Regions from separate parts of the Mus musculus genome. Here region 2 is linked to region 1. The links are chromatin contacts, found by Hi-C or POLR2A ChIA-PET in ENCODE. All regions are on one chromosome and are shown on one strand. Each heading gives the region's core, a stretch centred on a gene start or an enhancer-like site at or near the end of the contact. The rest is flanking DNA. Distances are from core to core; before and after follow the strand shown. Region 1 holds the start of Hs6st1 (heparan sulfate 6-O-sulfotransferase 1). Region 2 has its middle 21 kb from the start of 1110002O04Rik.

Region 1 (4,250 bases), core at 1,582-4,081:
TCGGGCTACAAAGCCTCACTCCTTGACCTAAGACGGGGGATTTGACTTCCGGGTAGTTCCCACTCACCAATTGCCTCCTCCGGAGTATCAAGTTGCACCTGCTGGGCTTCTTATAAATAGGGAGAGTAGGCAAAACCTTCTCTGTGAGAATTTAGGAAAGAGAGGGGCTTCCTGGCTGAGGAGGGGGCTCTTCAACCGTTCTGGCAAGAATGAAGTTTGAGGAAGCAGCTTCTCTTGATGAGATGTCAATCCCTGAGCCAGTGTGCTATGGCTACCTCTGCAGTTTGTCACAGGGACAACCACCCACTGGGTACCTATGCCAGACTCTTCTGCTCTTGTCAGACTTCCGTTTTCCCTTAGGGGCAGCCAAGCATAGGTGGGTCTCTTGGCAGTAAAGCCTAGTGCACTGACCCTCCGCTTTTTCCTCTGGCCCCGGGGGAACAGAGATGAACACAGGCTGGACGCCACACGGCCAGGGAACAGAGTGAGAGAATTTGTCTAGCTCTGGAGAGCTCTAGACCTTCGTTTTCACTTTTGTGGAACGATTGTTTTAGCTCGTTCTTGCAAGGCTTGCTAGTGGGATTGGAAATAACATAACTGCTATGTCTAGTACTGGAACAACTCTGTTTGGGATTGACCTCTTGGTAGATCCTTAGCATCTGAGCAGAACCATCAGATGGGTTAGCTGGCAGCAATGCTGTGTAAATCTGGATTGCTGTCATCCAAATCCCATGCTGGAATGCCGCCCTGGTCAACTTCTAAAGGGAGCGCCCTCAGCACACTGCTGTGTCGCCATACCTAACCAGAATAAATCATTACCAAACAGACTGCCCTTGGGTTTCTCTGGGCCAGGGGCAAAAGGCCCTGGGTGTCACCAAGGACACCTGTTGCCCTGGTTCTAGGTCATTATGTAGTGTGTTCAGGGCCATGTGGCGGTCTGACCATAGTGGTAACTTCTGCAATCTGCCTGCAAAACATGTCCTCTCTCTCTCTCTCTCTCTCTCTCTCTCTCTCTGTGTGTGTGTGTGTGTGTGTGTGTGTGTGTGTGTGTGTGTAGGACAGAGGACAATGGACAACCTTGGATATTGGATATTGTCCTTTGAGAGGTACACCTTAGTTTCTGAGACAGTGTCTCACATTAACCTGCTGCCTTATAGGCTAGACTGGCTGGCTTGCAAGCCCCAGGGATCTGCCTATCTCTTCTTCCCCAGCAGTCCTGGGCTTGCAAACACAGGCCAAGTATCCCTGGCATTTTATACCTGGGTTCTGGGTACCGAACCCAGGTCCTGAGTCATGCACAGCAAGCACTTTACCAGCTGAGCCCAGTTTCTTCACATTCCTGACAAGTTGGATATAAGTGTGTCTGCATTCTCTCCTGATCTCACCGTTTGGGAGGGCTTTCCTCTTAGCTCTTATTTGTGTGTGTATGTGGGGTGGGGTGGGGGTTCAAGACAGGGTTTCTCTGTGTAGCCCTGACTGTCCTGGAACTCTCTCTGTACACCAGGCTGGCCTCGAACTTAAGAAATCCGCCTGCCTCTGCCTCCCAAGTGCTGGAATTACAGGCATGCACCACCACTGCCCAGCTGCTCTTTTTTTTCAAGTCTTTTTTTTTTTTTTTTAACTTGCAGTCAATGCTTTGGACCACTATTGCCACCCCCTCCCCTTCTCTCCACTTTTTGACCCACCCCTTAGCAGGACAGATCCAGGGCACTACCCAGGGGTACTTGCTGTGGGCACCTGAGCCTGGCCTGGCAGTGGGAGCACCTCCCAGAGGCCACTCTGGCCTGAATCCAAACACCCAAGCCCCTCCCAGCTACCCTAGGCTGTGGAACTCTGCACAGGTCATTTCACTCCCCACCTCCAGTTGTTCTGGCCGCCTAAGTATAGCTAGGGGCCCAGTACAGAGTACAACATGGGCGACGGGACCTTCCACATGTTATAGGCTGCATAGATTACTACTAGAGCCTCCAACTTGCAGCCTAGGGCCCAGGCGACCCTCCACTACAGGCAGAGCACCAATCAAGGCTGCAGATACTGCTGCCAATGTAAAAAAAAAAAAAATCACGAAGGTTGGAATTTTAATTTTTTTCTAATGTTGGTTCACTATTTTGTTTGTTTGTTTGTTTGTTTGAGTATGACCAGGATCAAAACAGGGCACACTGGGCGAGAGGGACAAATAAAGCTTGTCCTCTGGTCTCTGCACACATTTCGGTTTATCTTCAACTGAGGGCTTTGGGTCATTGTCCCAGTGCCTCCAGGGGACTGGTGATATCCACGTAAGAGCCGGATCCATGCCCTTAACGTCTCTCTTCCTTCCCCACCCTTACTGGTAGTCCTAAACCACCTGGTGGTCCCGACTCCCAGCGCTCTCGAACTTGGAACTTCCTATCCTTCAATGTGAAGGTCAAAGCCTCCGTATTCCCGTGGGAGACAGAGAGCGCAGGTAACACAAACTACCATAACCAGAGAAGGTGAAAAAACTCGGGCTCCCAAACCCAGGACCAATGCCCAAAAGAGCCACCCACTCGTAGGCTCGGGACAACCCAGTCGCCACCCACAGGTCTGCGAGCTGGATCCAATGCCCTTTCCGTAGCGACCGGCGTTGACAGTGTGAGAGACACGCGACCCGTCGCCCAGCTCTGGCCTGTGCCTGGGCCTCCTCCGGCCCCGCCCCTCCCCCAGGGCGCTCCAGAGGCGGAGCGGAGGATCGGAGCGGGCGGCGACAGCAAGAGGCGCCGCGAGGGCGGGCCAGGGGCGGGCCGGGGCGGAGCCGCGACGAACTGCGGAGACGCGGCGGCGCACGGGGCGGTGCAGAGCGTTCTCGGCGCTGAGCTTTGCGGGCGGGTGCGGGCGCGCGCGGCTGCGGGGCGCTGTGGCGGGGGCCGGGCTGTACGCTAGCCGAGCCGGGATCGGGGCGGGGAGCAGCCACGGCGCCGCCGAGGCCCGGGGCCCGCGACGCTGCGCACAGCCTGGGCGCCGAGTAGCCGGGCCGGGCCGGAGCGCGGGCGGCGGTGGCGGCGGCGGTGGCGGAGCAGCTGCGCCCCCCGCCCTCCCAGGCCCGGCGCCCGGGCCGCTGGCGATGGTGACACATGCGGCGGCGGCGCGCCGGCGGCAGGACCATGGTTGAGCGCGCCAGCAAGTTCGTGCTGGTGGTGGCGGGCTCGGCGTGCTTCATGCTCATCCTTTACCAGTACGCGGGCCCGGGGCTGAGTCTGGGCGCGCCCGGTGGCCGCGTGCCCCCCGACGACCTGGATCTCTTCCCCACGCCGGACCCACATTACGAGAAAAAGTACTACTTCCCGGTGCGCGAGCTGGAGCGCTCGCTGCGCTTCGACATGAAGGGCGACGACGTGATCGTCTTCCTGCACATCCAGAAGACCGGCGGCACCACCTTCGGCCGCCACCTAGTGCAGAACGTGCGCCTCGAGGTGCCCTGCGACTGTCGCCCGGGCCAGAAGAAGTGCACCTGCTATCGGCCCAATCGCCGCGAGACCTGGCTCTTCTCTCGCTTCTCCACGGGCTGGAGCTGCGGGCTGCACGCTGACTGGACCGAACTCACCAACTGTGTGCCCGGTGTGCTAGACCGCCGCGACCCAGCAGGTCTGCGTTCGCCCAGGTGAGCGCCCGCTGCGGGAAAGTGTGATGGCGGGGGGGGGGGGGGGTACCCCTAAGCCCCGGGCCAGATCTGCCCTCTCCTCTCTTGGGGCCCCTTCCAGTCTGCGGGATCCCAGGATTCCCATCTCATCCTTCCCTACACCTGCCACTCCTGACCTCTGATCCCTCTTTTCACCCTCTGTTCCGTGCCTCTCCTCGCCACTGGCCTGTCTGCGCAGTGCCCAGACTTCCTCCTGGGTCACTGCCCGCTGCTCTCTGTCCACCCTACCTGCTATGCACTGCGGGCTAGCCTGAGAGATAAACCTCGGGGACTAGAGGTCCAGGCTTGGCTCTAGAGGCAGAAAAACAGGTGTGTCTCTGTGTGCATGTGTAGCCCGTACCCGTCTAGTACTAAAAGTGGAGCAAGAGAAATGCGGTTCCTCTTCCTGTGCACCTGTGGTATCTCCAGGCCCTCCGGTGCCTGCCAGCCTGGGGAGGAGCTGCCAGGAAAGGGGTGGGCTCTGCCTGCCGGTGTGTGCAGGTAGAACAAAGGCCCGTGTGACCCAGACTGAAGTCGGAGAGAAGGCAGCACTACCTGGCCTCCCCAGCCACAGAAGTGGAACAAAAGCCTCCAGTTGAGGACTGACTTCCCTAGA
Region 2 (4,611 bases), core at 1,943-4,442, 220 kb before region 1:
GTTCTGTTGGAGCAGCCAACCAAGAAGTCAGCCTCTCCTCACCTTCCACTGATCTAGCCTGCTCAGAAGTGCTTACCATGGAGTTTCATGCTGAAATCCCCAGTGGCTTCCTTTTTCTACCCTTCCTAGGACTGCAGAAACTTCTTCCTCTTGTGAGTCCCTCTGGAACTCTTTTGCCTTAGGCACCTGAAAATAGGTTGTAAGCTCTTTGAAAGCAGGAGCTTTGTCTGAATCACCTATTTGTTTCTCTGCACCAATTATATATAGTACCTTGGATTCTGGGAGGCTGGGGTGCTGGGGGATGGTTGGATATACAGGTGGAAAGTAGGTGGATGTGTAATGGATGGATAAGTAAATGGATAGATGCATGGGATGGATGCATGCATCTGTATATGGTGAGTGCATGGATCAATGGATGGATACATGATGTATGCATGCACAGATACAAAGATGGCTGAAACTATGTGTGTTGACAGTCAAGCAAACAAATGAATGGTAAATTGATAAGTGTATGAATGAATAGTTGAGTTATCAAGAGATGGATGCATAAAAGAATGGATGCAGTTAGATGAACGGGTGAGTTAGGTGGTGGGCAAGCATCAGGAACATAGCTGCTTGGAAGGAGAATAGAGTGAGGACCAGCATGAAGGAACAGAGATCCAACTTGTGCTTTCTGCCTTGAATTCCCTGGGGACCCTAAGAAGTCTGTCTGCATTCTAAGCAGCAGAACAGATTTAAATATGTCACTAGTGCTGAGATGTGTCATTCCGCAAAATGCTTCCCTTGCAAGCATGAGGACTTGAGTGAACCCACTAGAATCACCGTTAAAGGCAGGCATGGTGGTGTGTATTTGTAACCCCAGCACTGGAGAGGTAGAGAAGGAGGGTAGCTCCCTGAGACTCACTGACTGGCCAGCCAACCTGAATCAACCAGATCCAAGTAAAAGGTGACTGACCCTGCCTTAAAAAAAAAAACAAGGTGGATGATACCTGAGGAACCACACCAGTACACACATACTCACACCCACATACCATATGCACACACACACACACACACACACACACACACACACACACACATGTATACACATATGTGCACATGGACATGCATGCACACACAGATACACATACACATGTACACAAGTGTGCACACATGTATAGACGCATGTACATGCACACACATGTGCACACATACACATTTTATAAAACTATACCATGAACCTCTGGGGAAGCTCATAGGTCACATCATCCTGCCGTGTCCAACTCCATGACAAACCATGGTCACCTTCCACATCAGCCCGCAGCTCTGTTTTCAGGGCCCAGGGCCTGGCTCGGCCACCATTCTAGGCTCTCGTTCTGTGGGATGAGACGATCTCCCTCTTGGAGCCCCAGCTGCCTTTGCCCTGTCCTCCTGTAGCTGCCATGACTTTGCTTTTGGGTAACGTACACTGTCTCGACCACAGAGCCCTGCAGCCACGGTGTTAAACACCAAATGTGCCTGAATCTAATGAGGTTCCTCCTTCAAGCTGGGCCACAAAATCTCACTCTGTGCCTATCTCGCTGCAATCACCCTAGGTCGCCCCACATCGTCATTTTGCTCATAACAGCATAATTAGAAGTGTCAAATATTTTACAGTGCTCACAGTGCATTTGATGTAAGAGTATCCCAATCTTACATCCTGGTATCCGCACAGTGAAACCATCACTGAGGCATGTCTTCTCTTAACAAACTGTGCAGGCTCCAGCAACCACCATAATCTTTCTAAAAATGTCTTTTCCTTGGTACTTCGTTGCCTGATAATAGATAATCAACTCTAGGATATACAGAGAATAACTGAGTGAAGTGTTTAAGATCATATACAGGCTTAAAATTTTACTAAAACCTAACCCAAAACACCCATATTTAGACCCAAAGCCCCAAGATGAGTCAGCACTTCAGGTGTCAAGTGAAACCCTATTTTCCCAGTTTCTGACTCTACAAAGGCAAAAGTGGTTACTATTCTACTTATATCTGAGGTCCTTCACTGTAAGCAGGGCAGCAGTAACAAGGCCAGAGTGTGGTGGGAACCAGGAAATGTCATTCATGCATGCACGTAGTTGGAACCAGGAAATGTCATTCATGCATGCACGTATTGGTCGCTTTTCAAATTGCTATTTCAAAATCCTTGACAAAAATGAAAAGATTTAAAAAAGGACAAATTCATCTGGTCACGGTTTAAACGCACAGTGCAGCGTGCCTGGGAGAGCAGGGTAGCAGGGCTAGAGGCAGCCCGTCACACTGGACACAGAGCCAGCAGGCAAGCAGAGGGATGCTGGCGTGTCACTCACTTCCTATTTTTTATTCAGTCCGGGACTCTAGCTTATGGCATGGCACCACTCACCTTGAAGGCAAGTCTTCCCAACTCAACCCAATCTACAGGGTCCCTTATAGACGTGCCCAGAGGTCTGTTTCCATGGTGATCCTAATTACCACCAAGTTGGCAATCAAGATTGAGTATCACAAGGTGCCTGCCTCCTTTGGGTGTTCTTTAAGTAGCGATGGATGATGTCTCCCAAGTCCACAGCAAGCTAAACATCTAGGCAGAAACAGGTTCTAGTATACCTCTGTTACCCTCTCCTAGCAGAATAGCCACCATGGAGCCAATACACTACCAAGCATCTCAAAAGTGAACTATATCCCTACTGTAGCTGGGAAAACATCAAAAGTCAGCATTCAAATAACATTTTCTTCCGACCACGTATCACTTGTGATCTGCCATACAGTCAAACCATCATACACTGGAGATGTCTGGACCGAAAGGTCAACGTTCCCCTTCCATTCTGCATCTTGAAGGGGGACGTGCTTATTATTCCATTCTAGAAGAAGCCAAGCTGTCTCGGGATATTGAATCTGAGATTCTGAGACCAGACATGGCACAGTGAAGCCCTGAGCTATTTTTAAAACTACCCTCTTGACTAACTGTGTACAGTACTAGAGTTTGGATCTTATCTATCCCCTAAAGGCTTGATCTTGGCTTGATCACCACAATGGCACTAGTGGGGATTTTAAAAGTGAAAGCAAAAGGGGGAGTTGTGTGTGTTGTGTATTGCAGAAATCAGACCTTCAGGAAAACAAATCGAACCCAGAGAGCTGGAGAGCTCATTTTTAAATTATGCCAGCAGGTTCAGCTGGCAGACCGTCTGAGCTAAAGCTCTGAGGAGTTGGGCCCTGATCCAACAGTTTTTCACTATATTTATAGACTGTACGGCATCACTTTTTTTTTTCCTTTTTCTGTCATTGGTGGGCTTAGCGTATGTGATTAAGGATCACGATTGAGCATATTTACTGAAGGAAAACTGACATGGCTGGAACAATTACTTTGCAACTGTTCGTCTAAGGGCGCGCAGGGTAGCGGGTGAGGGGACTGCTAGCTGATACAGGAAGTAAGCAAGTTTACAGAAGCAAAGTGCCACACATGAGACGTAGCTGCAAGTGCAGCAGAGATTTTTAACTCATTCTGAGCCCCCTCATCCATGGTCGGTCACGATACGTCCTTTAAAGGCTAGCTCCTCCTCTTCCTGTGATACCCTAGCCCCTCCTCTTCCTGTGGAATTCTAGCCCTCCCCCTTCCTGTGTCTTTTTTTTTAGGGGTGCTGTGGAAAACAGAGAACAACCTTAGGCCTCATTCCCCTGAACCACCTTAGTTCTGGGGATGTCTTACTGAGACCTGGAACTTGCCCCGTTCACCTGGGTCAGCTGGCCAGTGAACCCCAGGGATTCGCCTGTCTTCTTTTCCCCAGCACAGGGATTACAGATGTGTCCCACCGTGCCTGATGTTTTTGTTGTTGTTTGTTTTTTTTTGTTTTTAAAGAGGGTCCTGGGAATTGAACTCAAAGCACAGATCAGCCACGCTTGCAAGGCAAGCCCATTGAGCCACCTCCCCTGCCCTTCCTGTCTCTTTTGAATGCTAGTCACAAGGAGAGCAGCTTTGTTCGGCTCCACACTCTCCACTGTGCTGTGCTGACTCAATGATTAGAGAGTAGAGCCTGCAAAATTCAGAGGGAAACTGACTGAAGCTTTTCTTTGCCACGGTGATGGAGAGATGGCAACACACCCACCTACTCACTCACAGTCCCCGGATCTAAGGTTGTAAAACAATAGAAATCGTGACCTAACACATCTAGACACCCCAAAGAAAGGAACAGGGAAAAAGAAGAGTTAACAAGTCTGGGTACAGAAAACCGGTTTAAACCGGGGTCCTATCTGTACAGTGACAGCACTTAGTGGCCCTGCCCATTTATGGACCAGCCTGACTCCATCTTAAAACTAGAGGGTCAAAGTAAGGTCATTCCTGTTTTCGTAAAATTTGGGGTTGACCTATTTTCTGGAATTTGACACGTTCCACACCCTATACCCTGACCTCCACCCCAATAAGATAATATGTTCTGCCAAGTATTTTGAAGCGTTCAGCCAAGTTCCTACATAACCAAAATTCCTCTGGACCCCCCCCCACACACACACACACAACCCTTGAAAAGCCCTGGTAGTTTGGGGGTTATATAAACCCCATGGTCTCTATGTTCACTGCTATTTCCTCAAATCCCTGCTTTTAGGGAGACAGCTCTGTCTGAA

What was found. A loop is a pair of places that touch in the nucleus more often than their neighbours do. ChIA-PET counts read pairs that join two places held with the same protein, here RNA polymerase II (POLR2A).
Region 2: a loop to region 1 is called in a map of mouse trophoblast stem cell, with 2.8 times the contacts of the local background. The contact joins the enhancer-like site here to the promoter of Hs6st1 in region 1. A Hi-C loop is called at or near these places in 16 of 37 maps with a recorded cell type or tissue (CH12.LX, ES-E14, T-helper 1 cell and 8 more). POLR2A ChIA-PET finds 5 or more read pairs at or near these places in 3 of 5 experiments (all embryonic stem cell).

The regions. Positions count from the first base shown.
Region 1 is chr1:36,065,569-36,069,818 of GRCm38, forward strand. Hs6st1 (heparan sulfate 6-O-sulfotransferase 1) reads left to right here and starts at 2,832. Exons shown (of 2, transcript NM_015818.2): 1 at 2,832-3,616. The coding sequence starts at 3,090. It overlaps Gm39624 (a long non-coding RNA gene), which reads right to left and starts at 675. Exons shown (of 3, transcript XR_865341.2): 1 at 68-675.
Region 2 is chr1:35,846,829-35,851,439 of GRCm38, forward strand. No RefSeq gene overlaps it. Among named protein-coding and RNA genes, the nearest start is that of 1110002O04Rik, 21 kb to the right of the region's middle. Within about 2 kb of position 3,193, at least 1 of the 3 ENCODE cell types and tissues checked has a DNase peak (open chromatin) inside an H3K27ac peak, as active enhancers do.